Linked DNA regions of Homo sapiens: region 1 is linked to region 2. Evidence: chromatin contacts called from ENCODE Hi-C or POLR2A ChIA-PET data. All regions are on one chromosome and are shown on one strand. Each heading gives the region's core, a stretch centred on a gene start or an enhancer-like site at or near the end of the contact. The rest is flanking DNA. Distances are from core to core; before and after follow the strand shown. Region 1 has its middle 62 kb from the start of MINDY4B. Region 2 overlaps ERICH6-AS1 (ERICH6 antisense RNA 1).

The links. A loop is a pair of places that touch in the nucleus more often than their neighbours do. ChIA-PET counts read pairs that join two places held with the same protein, here RNA polymerase II (POLR2A). Pooled maps may share reads with other maps.
Region 1: a map of IMR-90 shows a loop between it and region 2 (2.9-fold over the local background). The contact joins two enhancer-like sites. A Hi-C loop is called at or near these places in 10 of 168 maps with a recorded cell type or tissue (GM11168, GM12878, GM18951 and 6 more), 5 of 37 single-sample maps with no recorded cell type and 13 of 50 pooled maps. POLR2A ChIA-PET finds 5 or more read pairs at or near these places in 2 of 52 experiments (Panc1 and activated CD8-positive, alpha-beta memory T cell).

Annotation. Positions count from the first base shown.
Region 1 is chr3:150,840,064-150,846,614 of GRCh38, reverse strand. No RefSeq gene overlaps it. Among named protein-coding and RNA genes, the nearest start is that of MINDY4B, 62 kb to the left of the region's middle. Within about 2 kb of position 1,939, at least 2 of the 41 ENCODE cell types and tissues checked have a DNase peak (open chromatin) inside an H3K27ac peak, as active enhancers do.
Region 2 is chr3:150,719,005-150,725,534 of GRCh38, reverse strand. ERICH6-AS1 (ERICH6 antisense RNA 1) reads right to left here. Exons shown (of 3, transcript NR_121675.1): 3 at 5,389-5,666. It also overlaps the pseudogene SNRPCP3. Among named protein-coding and RNA genes, the nearest start is that of ERICH6, 18 kb to the right of the region's middle. RefSeq lists an enhancer at 1-381. Within about 2 kb of position 3,684, at least 2 of the 41 ENCODE cell types and tissues checked have a DNase peak (open chromatin) inside an H3K27ac peak, as active enhancers do.

The sequences.
Region 1 (6,551 bases), core at 690-3,189, 120 kb before region 2:
GGTCCCTAATCTCACAACACAGAAGGGTTTCTCCAATTTCTTGGAACTGTAACACCCATTGGAAACCTTAATGTAAAGCTAACCAGGAAAGTTATCCCTTAGAAGCAGTTGACATCCTAGATGTGGACAGCCTTCCCAAGATCCCAGATCAAGACTTCTCTACCACCATGAAACTCTTACTTCTCTTAATTTTTCCTTGCTTATGCCTGCCTCTTTCACTGGCAGGATCATGCTGAAATTTAGATTTCACAGTTAGTTTCTTCTGGGGGTTACTTGATGAAGTGTTATATCTGCCATGCCAAACACAGATCTTTACATGACCTAAGGGATCCTTTAGTTCTCCTAGTGGGTAACTTTAGCAACATTCCTGACATGACTGCTGTTCAAATTGTAATAATGGTAAGATTTCTAGGCCTACTTTTTCTCACTCCCTGTTCTAATTTAACTCAGTAATGGAATACAAAAACAAAACCCATGAGCATATCACAAGACAGGTTTGCATCAAAAGCCCAAATGGAGTTTCTTGTAAACTGACATATGTCCCAGGGTACTATAGCATGCTTTAATCTGTAATAATGCAGATTCAGACCCTTGGGTAGAAACTGCTCATTCCACCATTCCAAATAATGTGTCCATGAACAAGAGAACTGGAAAAGGAACCTTGTGTGCACCCATGGGGTATAGTTTTATTTGTGGAGAATTTCATGGCCAACCTTATGTGTGGACAATCTAGTGCTTTGATGGATGGAAAATGAAGGCCAAAATGGGCTAGGAATTTTAATAGTCCCCTTGTTGCTCCATAATCAGTCAAAAACAGAACATTGGTCCACTATTCAACCTATGTCATAGATTAAAGAGAACATTGCCAGGAAACATTAACCATTCTGAAGGGACATTATTTGTTAGGTTCTTTCCCTCATAATTGGCTCTATAGCAGATTCTACTGCAAAGCTACAGCTACACAACAAACTTCTTTAAATCATCTTGCTAAAATTGTACTAGATAATAGAACTGCTTTAGACTGCCTACTGGCTGAACAGGCAGAAATCTGTGCAGTTGCTGATACTTCTTGTTACACATGGATTAATACATCAGGTATTAGAGAGACTCAGTTGCATAGGATTAACAGACAGGCTGCTTGGTCAAAATGGGTAGACCCCCCATCTGGCTCATTCTTTGATCTACTCGATTTTAGTTAGTTTAGTTCAACTGGCCCCTCCCTCTCCCAGAGGACACTCAAATTCACAATACTCTTTCTCCTTCCTCTCCTTAGTGGTTGACCATCTTGGGCATGAGATGTGCTACAGGAAGCATGCAGGTTACCCCTCAGCAGCAGCCCAAGAAGCCCAGATTATTCAAGAACTAATCAGACTCGGCCAGGCAGAAAGACAGGGAAACCCTGATGGACAAAACAAAGGTGGCAGGTAAGCAATGACTTGACTGCTACTTAAAAGCAAGACAGATTCACTAACTAAGCAATTTAAAACCAAACAGAGAGACAAGAGGTGTGCAAATGAGGTAGATAAGCAAACTCAATTGTCACTGTAAAATATAAGATAGGCCTTCTCATTTGGTTGTTCACAGGATTGTCTCAGAATACAAGCAGTACTGGATCTCTAATGAGGTATGTGCAAACGTGCACACTATGCATCATTTTCAAATTGTGAATCCAGTGCAGAGTAACATCAGTTATGCTATACTCCAGGGCATGAACTTTCAGGGTAATAAAGACAAAAAAAATTGTTGTGTACACATGGCTATAATCTTTGCTTGAAGTTATTTGTAGCAGCCCCGTGTAAAATGTAAAATTAAAAGCCAATTTGTAATTTCTTCCATAGAACAAAATTTTCCATTTTAAAAAGGAAATGGTACACCATGGAAAACACTGTGTTCCTTGAAGTGACCCAGGTCACCTTGCCCTGAATGCTTAAGTGGAGGCTGCTAGCACAAGGGTAAGGATGAAAGAGTTAGCCAAGAATTTAATAGTTCCAAGTATGTAAGGTATGACGAATCTCCTTGTTCTGCCCTCAATGTGATACCCTTTTCCAAGAACAATCAAAGAAATTTTATGAACAGCAGTCATTCTAATCTACTGGCCACGCCCAGGCTGTGTTTATTTTTTGTTGCCCACTCCCCACTGCCCGCACCCCCAGCTCTTTTCTCCATAAATACTCAGAGAGCTTCTTGATAGTTTTGTTTACATGGAGTTTGCCACTACATAAATAACTCTGAAACCTATCCTGTCTCTCCCATTTTTCTGTGCTCCTCCTTTTCATAAACTGCCTTGTGAGCCATCCTTTGTTCTAAGAAGCAAATTTAATCAGTCCTTAGGTGTTGATAGAAAGGTATCTTTTGGTGAGCTAATTGAACAGTTCCCTTTTTTGATGGAAAGAATAGGGAATAGGGAATAGCGGTGGGGTGTGTGTGTGTGTGTGTGTGTGTGTGGTGTGTGTGTGGTGTGTGTGTGTGAGAGAGAGAGAGAGAGAGAGAGAAAGAGACAGAGAGAACCTCCAAAGTATCTCAAAACAGACTGGTAAGGGGCAAGCTGCCCAGAGAGCTGAACTGATAAGACAGGGAAGAATGCAGCCTAGGAAATATACACATTTTATAGAAACCCGTAACAGATACCTGTTCAGTCAGAAAAGTTGACTTCTTGTAATAAGTCTGGCTTATGATTTTGTGTGAGAAGAAAATAACATTTTCTCTCTGCCTTCAGCTTTCTCATTTTTAAATAACTGCAGCTGCAATCTATTTGCAAACAGTGTTAGAACTATAGCAATACTTTTTAAGTACTTTAATGTCCTTCAGACAATAATGAAATAATTATCAAAGAAAGAAAAAATGATCAAATTTTAGTAGAAGTCTAATGGTTAAGAGTTTGGCATGTATTTTTTTTTCAATCAATTTAGAAGTTTATTTTGTCAAGGTTAAGGACATGCCTGGGAGACAGGTCTGTGCCTTTTCTCCAAAGACGATTTTGAGAGCTTCAATATTTAAAGGGGAAAAGCAGACTAGAGGGGAAAGAGGGAGGGTATGGTCATATTACTGAATCCACATGTTGCAAGAGAAATGGAGCAGGTAGGAGAATAGTCAATTATGTATTCATAACATGCTCAGTAATTCCGTACTTTACATAAGATAAGGTGAACATAGAGTGGTTACCTGTGGAGATGGTTATAGGTAAAAGGTTAAAGATCTGCTTAGGAACAAAAGGAAAGACAGTTTCTTGCATGACTCAGCTTTCAGCTTTATTTTTCCTTTTGGCATAGTGAATTGGGTTCCCGAGTTATTTTCTTTTCACATTTCTTCCCACTTTTATTTTTAAAACCTTTCAGAGTAAGCAATTTTGGAAGAAAATGAGTCTCTGGCCTTGGATTTTGTCTGATCTCTCATGGCTAAGAGAGTTTACGCGTAGAAGAATAGGTCCCACGTTGTTAGGAAAGCTCATTTTTAGCAGGTTGTGAAGTCTCATATCCTATGAGGAAAATAGAGGGGGAGGCACAGAGAAAAACAAACAATAAACAAAAACAGGCAACAATCCTGGAAAACTGATATAGGCTATGATACTCTGAAGTCCATACATCAGTAGGCAGGTATGAAAGTGGTTTATGTATAGGTTGTTTTTATTTTCCTCCAAAGTTTAAGTTGTCAAGCTTCAGTTTGCAGGGTTTTAAGAAAAGCACAGCTTAATTTTTAGTAATTTCAAATCAGGAAAAGTGGAGAAAAAAGGAGAAGAAAGAAGGAAAAAAAATGAAAACATTATTTTGGAGACTTGTAACCAGGAAAAGTTTTAAAATTCAGTCCAAATTGTAGAAAATAATAAAAATTTTGGGGGAGGGCAAGATGCCTACTAGACACAGCCAGGAGGAAACAGCTCCCACCAAGGGAAAGAGGACTGGTGTCCTCCTAACAGATCTTCAAAGGGAAGACAGCAAGAGTGGACAGAGGGAAGACACAGAAGCTGGGCTGAAGGGAGAGAAAGTTGAGAACCCTACATGGGGTTACAGTGCACCCAGACTCAATTCTGGCCCCCAGTGACTCTGGGGAAATGGGTGAATTGAACTGGCAAGAAGCAACCTGCTCTCACCAAGGGCCTCTGGAACCCTGGCAAGAGGAGACCCCTTGACCACCATGAACACTCAAGTTGGCAGGGAGAGCTGCTTAGAGAAATGATAGGGTAGCAAGACAGCTGATGTGGAGACTAGAGGGTTGGTGTTGGCGCTTCTGTGGTGGAGCATGGCCAGGGGACGGCCATCGTACTAGGCTTGACTTGCTCCCAGAGGAGACTCCAGCCTAGGGGAACTGTCAGACCTGAACTCTGCAGAGTGGTTTTGCACATCAGACAGGGCTCATTCGACCTGAACATCCCTTGGTCTGCCAGCCTTTTATACCCCAATTACATAAAGTCATCTATCACATACGCCTTTACCATTAGTCTCATCCCCATAACTATATTTATATGCACAGGTCAAGAGGCCATCATCTCAAACTGACACTGAGTAAGGATCAAAACCCTAAAACTCTCACTCAGCTTCAAACTAGACCCAGTGTTACTGGTGGAGGGTCTTGACTACAAGTCATCCAGGTTCTTGGCATTTTGAACAAAGAATTGGACAAAATGCACAAACAAAGTCAGGGAAGAATGAAGCAATGAAAGCAGAGATTTATTGAAATAAAAGTACTCTCCAGAGAGTGGGAGTATGCTTGAGCAAGTGGCTCAAGCGCAGGTTACAAAATTTTCTGGTGTTTAAATACCCTCTAGAGGCTTCCCATTGGTTACTTGGGCTATGCCCTATGTAAATGAAGTAGTGGCCTGCAATGAGTCTGATCGGTTGCAGAAGACAATCAATCAGAGGCTAAAGTTACAAAGTCACACCCCATGCAAACATCTGATAGGTTGTAGGAGGGAACCAATTAGAGACTAAAGTGAAGTTACGAAGTTATACTCCTATGCAAATAAAGACTAGGACTATGACCAATCTGATTGGTTGTGGGACAGGACCAATAAGAGGTACTTTCAACTTTTCATCTGCCACGCAGAAAGTTGGGGGCAGGGGTTCCAAAGGGAGTAGCCTCTGGTCCTTTTGTTACTTGGGTGTGGAAAGTTGGGGTTTTCCTTTTGACTTGGTTCAAGAAAGTCAATGTGAATCAGCCTTAGGTTCCCTGCCTCCAGACCCTATTCTCCTGTCTCACTGGGGCCCCAGCCTTGGCATGCCTTCTTGCAGGGCAGTCTTGGGTGCCCTGGGGGCCTGCACCATAGATTCTGCACTGGCAGGATCATGCCTGACCTGCAGAGAGCTCCAGTGGGGCAGCCCCTGTGCCCACGCACCAGTCCACATTCTCCCTCCCAACACTGCAGTTTCCCCCAGGCCCATGGCAAGTCCCCACATTACTTTGCTGGCAGGTGTCTATGCCAGTGGGTTTTGCTTGCCTTGCCCTGCCAGGTGAGGGAATGTAGCCCACCCCCCTCCCCCCCGTCAACTGCCATTGCAGATGGAGCCTTGGCAGGCACAGAGCCAGCCAGCCTCACCCTTGTGCTAACACTGTGCAGAGAACAGTGAATCCTCCCCAACCCTCAGTGACACCCCTCGTTGCTGGGCACAGAGAAAGCATCCAGACTTGCGCCCTCCAGTGCTCCATCCCCAAGCCAACACCACCTCCAGCATAATCCTGCACTCAATCACCAGCAGGGGTCCCCCACCCCCCTCCCAGCTGCATTGCCTCCACCACTGTGGTGAATGCCAGCAGGGAGGCAGGTACCCTGGCACCCACTGGCATTCTACCACAGCTGCTGCTACCACTGCTGCTGACATGTGTGAACAAGGACAAATCCTATAGTCACTGCACTATTAAATGCTTTAGCTGACACTACTCATCAGATTTTAGTGACCAGCAGTCTGGGAATACCTCAGTGCCACCCCCTGCATCTCACCTCCCACCAGTACAGTGGATTCCTAACCTCGAGGAGCCAGAGAACAAAGTTGGTGCCCAATACAAGTCCCCCAGAGTTAGAGCACACAGTCTAGGAGTTGGGAGCTGAGCACTGACACCCTAAAATCTTCCAGAAATGAAGCCAGCCAGTTGAACCTACCTCATATCACAATCAAACCCTCAAGGTCATCAAATACAAGAAAAGAAAAAAAAATCCAAAGGTCAGCAACCTCAAAGATTGTAGGAAGATAAGCCCACAGAGATGAGAAAGAATCAGTGCAAGAACCCTGACAACTCAAAAAGTCAGAGTGCCTACTTTCCTCCAAATGACTGCATCACCTCTCCAGCAAGGGTTCTGAATCAGGCTGAGGTGGCTCAAATGACAGAAAATCGAATTCAGAATAGGTACAGAAATGAAGATCATTGAGCTACAGAAGTATGTTGAAACCCAATCCAAGGAAGCTAAAAATCATGATAAAACAATGTAGGAAATGACAGACAAAATAGCCAGTATAGAAAAGAAGGAAACTGACCTAAGAGAGCTAAAATACACACTACAAGAATTTCATAATGCACTCACAAGTATTAATAGCAGAATAGAAGGAGCAAAGGAAAGAATC
Region 2 (6,530 bases), core at 2,435-4,934:
AGCAGTCATGGCGACAATGAGAGGGCCACCTAGTGCAGAAATACAGACCAGGCCATCAACGCAAAAGAAGCCAGTGAGGGCCCGTTCGCTGACCTCTCGGAGTGTAGCAGGCACCCAGGTCTTGACAGACTCCTCTATAGCACATTCCTAAGGCACCCTCCGCTCCAGTCTCCCTGAACTTCCCACAGTTCACAAACATACCGAGTTCTTTCACGACTCTGTGTCTCTGCCCAGACTAGTCTCTCAGCCCAGAAGGTCTTTTCCCACCTTGTTCCTGTAAACTACTTCCTGTTCATCCTTTAAAAGACGCTCCTGAGAAAACCTCCTCAGATACCCCAAGCCAGATCAGCTGTCCTGTCTCCTGTGTTCTTCCTTCCTGGTTCTCTGGAACAGCATTCACCTTGTGATACACTGACTTTTTTTTTTTTTAAGCTGTCTGTTCTCTCTCTCTCTTAAACCAAGAACTCCTCAAGAGCAAGGCCTGTGACTGATTCCGTTTTATATTTTAGGGCCCTTTCCCAGACCAGGAGCACACTAGATGTTCCCCAGGCAAGTATTAAAGAACTGAATAGATGAAGAGCAAGGAACATCATCAAAAAACAGCAAATAGGGTGGTGACTGTTGTTTCCCCAAAGCAAGCAGAGCCTGAGACAAAGCTTATATGAAGTTTATTTAGGAAATGCTGGGCATGGTGGCTCTCACCTGTAATCCCAGCACTTTCAGAGGCCAAGGTGGGCAGATCACCTGAGGTCAGGAGCTCGAGACCAGCCTGGCAAAGTTATACACATTCTTATGGTGTATACTACATGGTGAAACCCCCATCTCTACTAAAAATACAAAAATTAGCCAGGCGAGGTGACATGTGCCTGTAATCCCAGCTACTCAGGAGGCTGAGGCAGGAGAATCGCTTGAACCCAGGAGGCAGAGGTTGCAGGGAGCCGAGATCACACCACTGCACTCCAGCCTGGGCAACAGAGCGAGGCTCCCTCTAAAAAAAAAAAAAAAAAAAAAAAAAAAAGACATTTATTTAGGAAAGTGATTCCAGGCAACAGACTGAAGGACTGAAGAGGGGAGTAGGGGAGGAAAGAAAGCCAGCACAGGTGCATTATCCGCCGGTCACTGCCTTAGGTAACTGAGGCTCAATCCCGCTAGGGGCTTCTGAGGCACTGTGTAGAAGGACCTCAGAATTGTCCACTGAGAGAGAGAAGAGGGAGGTCTTCACCCTCCAGTTCCCATCCCCAGCTCATCAAAGGGTACCCCCTATCACGGTAAGTACCCTGCAAGTCCAGAAGGCAACCAGGAGGCAAATGTGTCCTGTGCCACGCTGCAGGATCCAGGAAACGTCAGGCAGCCAAAGCCAGAGCCATCAGCCACACCTGCACAAAACTGGTTGCTACAGCAGTGGCTGAAGTTGCAGCTGGGCCAACAGGATGTGCAGCATCCATTCAGGTCTGTGTAAGAGTAGGCGAAGTTAAAGCTAGAAAAGTCGCGTTAAGATTATATTGTAGAGGGCCTTAAACATCAGCCCAAAGCTTTATTTGCCACTAAGGATTTCCACACAATGCAGTAATATAAATAGCAGTACCAAGGGGGTGATTTGAGTTCCTTTCAGTCGCCTCCCTCAATAAACCCAATCTGCCATTCTCCAAAAAAAACAAAACAAAACAAAACAAAATATTATCTTAGTAAAAACAATGCAAGTCACCTCCTGCTCCTCTCATTAATCAGTTGCCATGCTTAAGCCACTCTATAGAAATACTAAGCACCCAGTCAGGTGCAACTGTCTCTCTTACCCTTCTATGAGGAAACTCCAATAAATAAATTGTTTTAATGTTTAGATCTCTGTGTCCATCTTTAAGATAAAAAAAAAAAAGGCGAAGCTTAGGAACCTTTAAGGAAGAAACCAGTCAAGGTGGCTCATGCCTGTAATCCTAGCACTTTGGGAAACCAAGGCAGGAGGATTGCTTGAGTCCAGAAATTTGAGACCAGCCTAGGCAGCATAGCATAGACCCTGGAAAGAAAAGAAAAGAGAAAGAAAAAAGAGAAGAGAAAAGAAAAGAAAAGGAAGCAGGGGGAGAGAGAGAGAGAAAGAGAAAGAAGATAGGAAGGAAGGAAGGAAGAAAGGAAGGAAGGAAAGAAGGAAGGAGAGAAGGAAAGAAAGAAAGAAAGAAAGAAAGAAAGAAAGAAAGAAAGAAAGAAAGAAAGAAAGAAAGAAAGAAAGAGAAAGAAAGAAAAAGAAAGAAAGACAAACCAGTCAAGAGGGCCCTCCTTGTTCAATCCATAAGGAGTCTTCAGATGATAGGGAAGTTCCATTCTAATTTCCAAAAAGACTTAGAGGAATTATTCTCTGATTTGCCACTATTCAGAACAGTCTGGGAAGCATTTCCCTATCTCCTCCTGACTCTGGTGGCACACCTATATGAAAATCTGCCATGGTTGCTGTCTTTGTCCTTTTGTGGTAAATTAGATTTTCTTGAACAGTCAAAGATCAAAGGCAAGATGAGAGATTAAGATTTATTTTCTTATATGAGTCATAGCCTGGATCACCAAACAGAGTTCACCAAATGTTTTGAGCAGCGATGACATGACTGAGACAAGATTATGGAGTTCTGGTGTGACGTTTAATTAAAACTCTTCATCTGATCAAGGGCACTGTCACTGTTGGTGACAATGTAAATTACCCATCACCCAGAAATTCTGCCTCTGGGAATTTATCCTAAGACACTAATAAAGAATGTGGGCTTACACTTAGCTACACGAATATTCACCAGACTGCTCTTTAAAAAAAGCAAAAATTGAGAAACAGCTTAAATTCCCAAAAGAAAGGGATTAGTTTTAAAAAAAAAAAAAAGATAGATGTAGGGCTGGGCATGGTGGCTCACACCTGTAATCCCAGAACTTTGGGATTCCAAGGCAGGTGGATCACTTGAGCTCAGGAGTTCAAGACCAGCCTGGGCAACATGGCAAAACCCTGTCTGTACCAAAAATACAAAAAATTAGCTGGGCATGGTAGTGCACGCTTGTGGTACCAGCTACTCAGGAGGCTGAGGTGGGAGGATGAGGCCAAGGTTGCAGCGAGTCAGATCACGCCACTGCACTCCAACCTGGGTGACAGAGTATAGACACCATCTCAAAAAAAATTTTTAAAAGATAGGTGTTCCATGCTGCCATAAATGTAAACACTATATATATGTACACACACACATATATTTATATATTATACTCTGACATAAGGTTAAAAGAATCTGTAGTATTCCCCAGGTTAATATTGGATGGATGGGATTATGAATATTTTAGATGTTCTTTTTGCATGATTTTCACATTATGAGCATGAACTTTTATAATCCAGAAAAATAATGAAAAATATTCACTGGTTAGGGGTGCAGTTTAGAGTCCCATTGCTCAGGCATAAAGTGAGCATAAATTTCCCTCTTTTTCTGTCTGCAGCTCATGAAGCAGTTTAGTCCAACAGACATTATCCAGCTTCTCTAGGGCATGCCCAGCACTGCAAACTGCTGGGGATGCAAAGGTGAAGATGGGGTACGTTTCCTGCCCCTGAGGGACTCAGGCCGAGTGAGCCCATATACACCTCAACAGAAATGCACTGGACATCTCAGGGAAGCCTAGAATTTGAAGCACTCCTGGGCCTCCCAGAGACTAGATATTACATTAAAGTGCGTTGTAAGGCAGCACTATACTAATGTAGGCTTCCAAATGCCTCCCATCGGAGGAACCGGCTCACGGGAGAAGCTAAGTGCTCTCAGGAGAGCTGGGGTGTGGAGTGAACAGCACGTGAGGAAATGGTTATGTGACATCTTTATGGCAGGCACATACAGGCAGGATTTTTTAAAATGCCGCAGCTATCCTTCCAGTAGGAATACTCATCCGATAGAGTAATAATACTTCCCTCCTATAGGAGAATACTACAAGACACTATATTAAAGGAAGACATTTCACTTTCCTTTGATACTAGACATCTTCTATCTTCTTGTCTGAATTTCAAGTGTGCTGATGCCGATTTTCTTCATTGCAATTGCATGCTTCCCTCTAGTGTTCGTCTATATTATTACACCCTGTTGTAATAGGTTGAAGATGGAGGGGAGGGAGGTCTGGGGGAAAGTAAATGTATAGGGCATGGGATAGAACTGTCGAAAGCATGCAAACAATAGCCACTTAAATGGTGAAACATAATCAATGGTCCAATTTTTTCTGTAACAATAAAAAATGTTCTTGTTTTGGGTCGGAATAACGACAGCTAATATTTATTTATCATGTGCCAGGCACAATGCTAAGAGCATTGCAGGTATTAAATCATTTAATCCAATAGAAGAAATAAGACGTAGTGTTTCATAGATCACTAGGGTGATTATAGTTTAGAATAACCTATTGTATATTTCAAAATAGCTAAGAGAATAATACAAATGTTTCCAGCAAAAAGGAAGGACAAGTATTTAAGGTGGTGGCTGTCCCAATTACACTGATTTGTTCTTAACAAGTTATATAAATATATTAAATTATCATATGTACCCCCAAAACACATATATCTATTATGTATCAATAAAAAATAAAATTCAAAAAAATTTCATCCAACAATCCAAAGAGGGAAGAACTATTAGCTGCTCTGCGCATGTGCAGTGCTTCAATGTCACATCAAAACAAAGCAAAATCAGGGAAGAGAGTGGTTAACGGGCTACAGAGCAACATGCCTAAGTTTTGTTGTGACTTCTGCAATACATACCTCACCCACGACTCTCCATCTGTGAGAACCTACCATTGCAGTGGAAGGAAACACAAAGAGAATGTGAAAGACTACTACCAGAAATGGATAGAAGAGCAGGCTCGGAGCCTGGCTGACAGAACAAAGACTGCATCTCAACAAGGAAGAACACCTCCTACTCTGTTCTCTGTTCCTCCTCCTGCAGGAGCGATGATCCAACCTCCCCCCAGTCTCTTCCTGTTCCTCACCAGGTATGATGCCAGCACCCCAGCTGGGGGGCCCTCCCATGATGCCAATGATGGCCCCCCCCTCCTCCTGGATGATGCCAATGGGATGTGCTCCTGGAATGAGGCTGCCCATTGGAGGTGATATCATTTGGCTCTGTGTCCCCACTCAGATCTCACCTTGAGTTGTAATAATCTTCACATGACATGGGAGGGACACGGTGGGAGGTAATTGAATCATGGGGGTGGGTTTTTCTCATGCTGTTCTCGCGATAGTGAATAAGTCTCATGAGATCTGATGGTTTTATAAAGGGGACTTCCCCTGCACACGCTCTCTTGCCTGCTGCCATGTAAGATGTCCCTTTGCTCTTCCTTTGTCTTCCGCCATGATTGTGAGTACTCCTTAGCCATGTGGAACTGTGAGTCCATTAAACCTCTTTCCTTTATAAATTATCCAGTCTCAAGTTGTCTTTATTTGCAGCATGAGAACAAACTAACACAGGAGGCCACATGCCAATGATGCCTGGGCCCCCAGTGATGAGTCCTCCCACCCTCCCACAATGGTGCCCACTTGGACCCAAATGACTCGACCAGACAGATAAGAGTAGAGGGGAGGCCTCTTTAGATCAGTTTTATATTACTTGTTCTGCTTCACAAGGAGATCATGGTGCTGTGACTCTGGGTATTTTCTTAATAGCATGACAAAGAAGACTTGCTCCTCCTTCCTATCAAAGAGAGAATAGTATTAGACGGGAGAAGTGGGACCAGAAAAAGTGCAGTTTTCATTTGTATTGTGAAATGTGAAAATAAAATTATCGACTCTATCAGTTAAAAAAAAGAAAAGCAAAATCAAGGGGCATATGATGGACAGAGAAAGGAATATCAGAATGAAGATACACGCAGATGGCAGGGTCAGTGCTCTATACTGCTGTTACATTAACTGTTGTTAATAATATCTGGGTGGGGAGCTTTCAATTTACCCTCAAAAGTAAACCATTTCCTTTCCTTTTTAAAAAACAACTTTTTTAGGATATAGTTCACATACCATACAATTCACCCACTTGAAGTGTACCATTCAGTGGTGTTTAGTATGTTCACAGAGATGTGTAAGAACACCACAATCAATTCTAGATCATGTTCATCACCCCTAAAAGAAATCACACACCCATCAGCAGTCACCGCCCATTTCCCCAAACTCCACCGATTCTAGAAAATCATGACTCTACTTTCTTTACAGATTTGCCTGTTTTGCCTATTGTATATTTCATACAAATAGGATCACACAATACATACATGGTCCTTTGTGACTGGCTGCTTTTCTTTAACATAATGTTTTCAAGGTTCATCCACGTTGTAGCATATATAAGTAATTCATTTATTTTTATCACCAAGTAATATTCCATTGTAAGGACACACTACATTTTAATTATCCATTTATCAGTGTCTGAACTTTAGTAATTTCCTCAGAAGACATAATTTTTTTTATTTTTTTTATTTTTTTTTGAGATGGAGTTTCACTCTTGTTGCCCAGGCTGGAGTTCAATGGCGAGATCTCGGCTCACCACAACCTCTGCCTTTCGGGTTCAAGC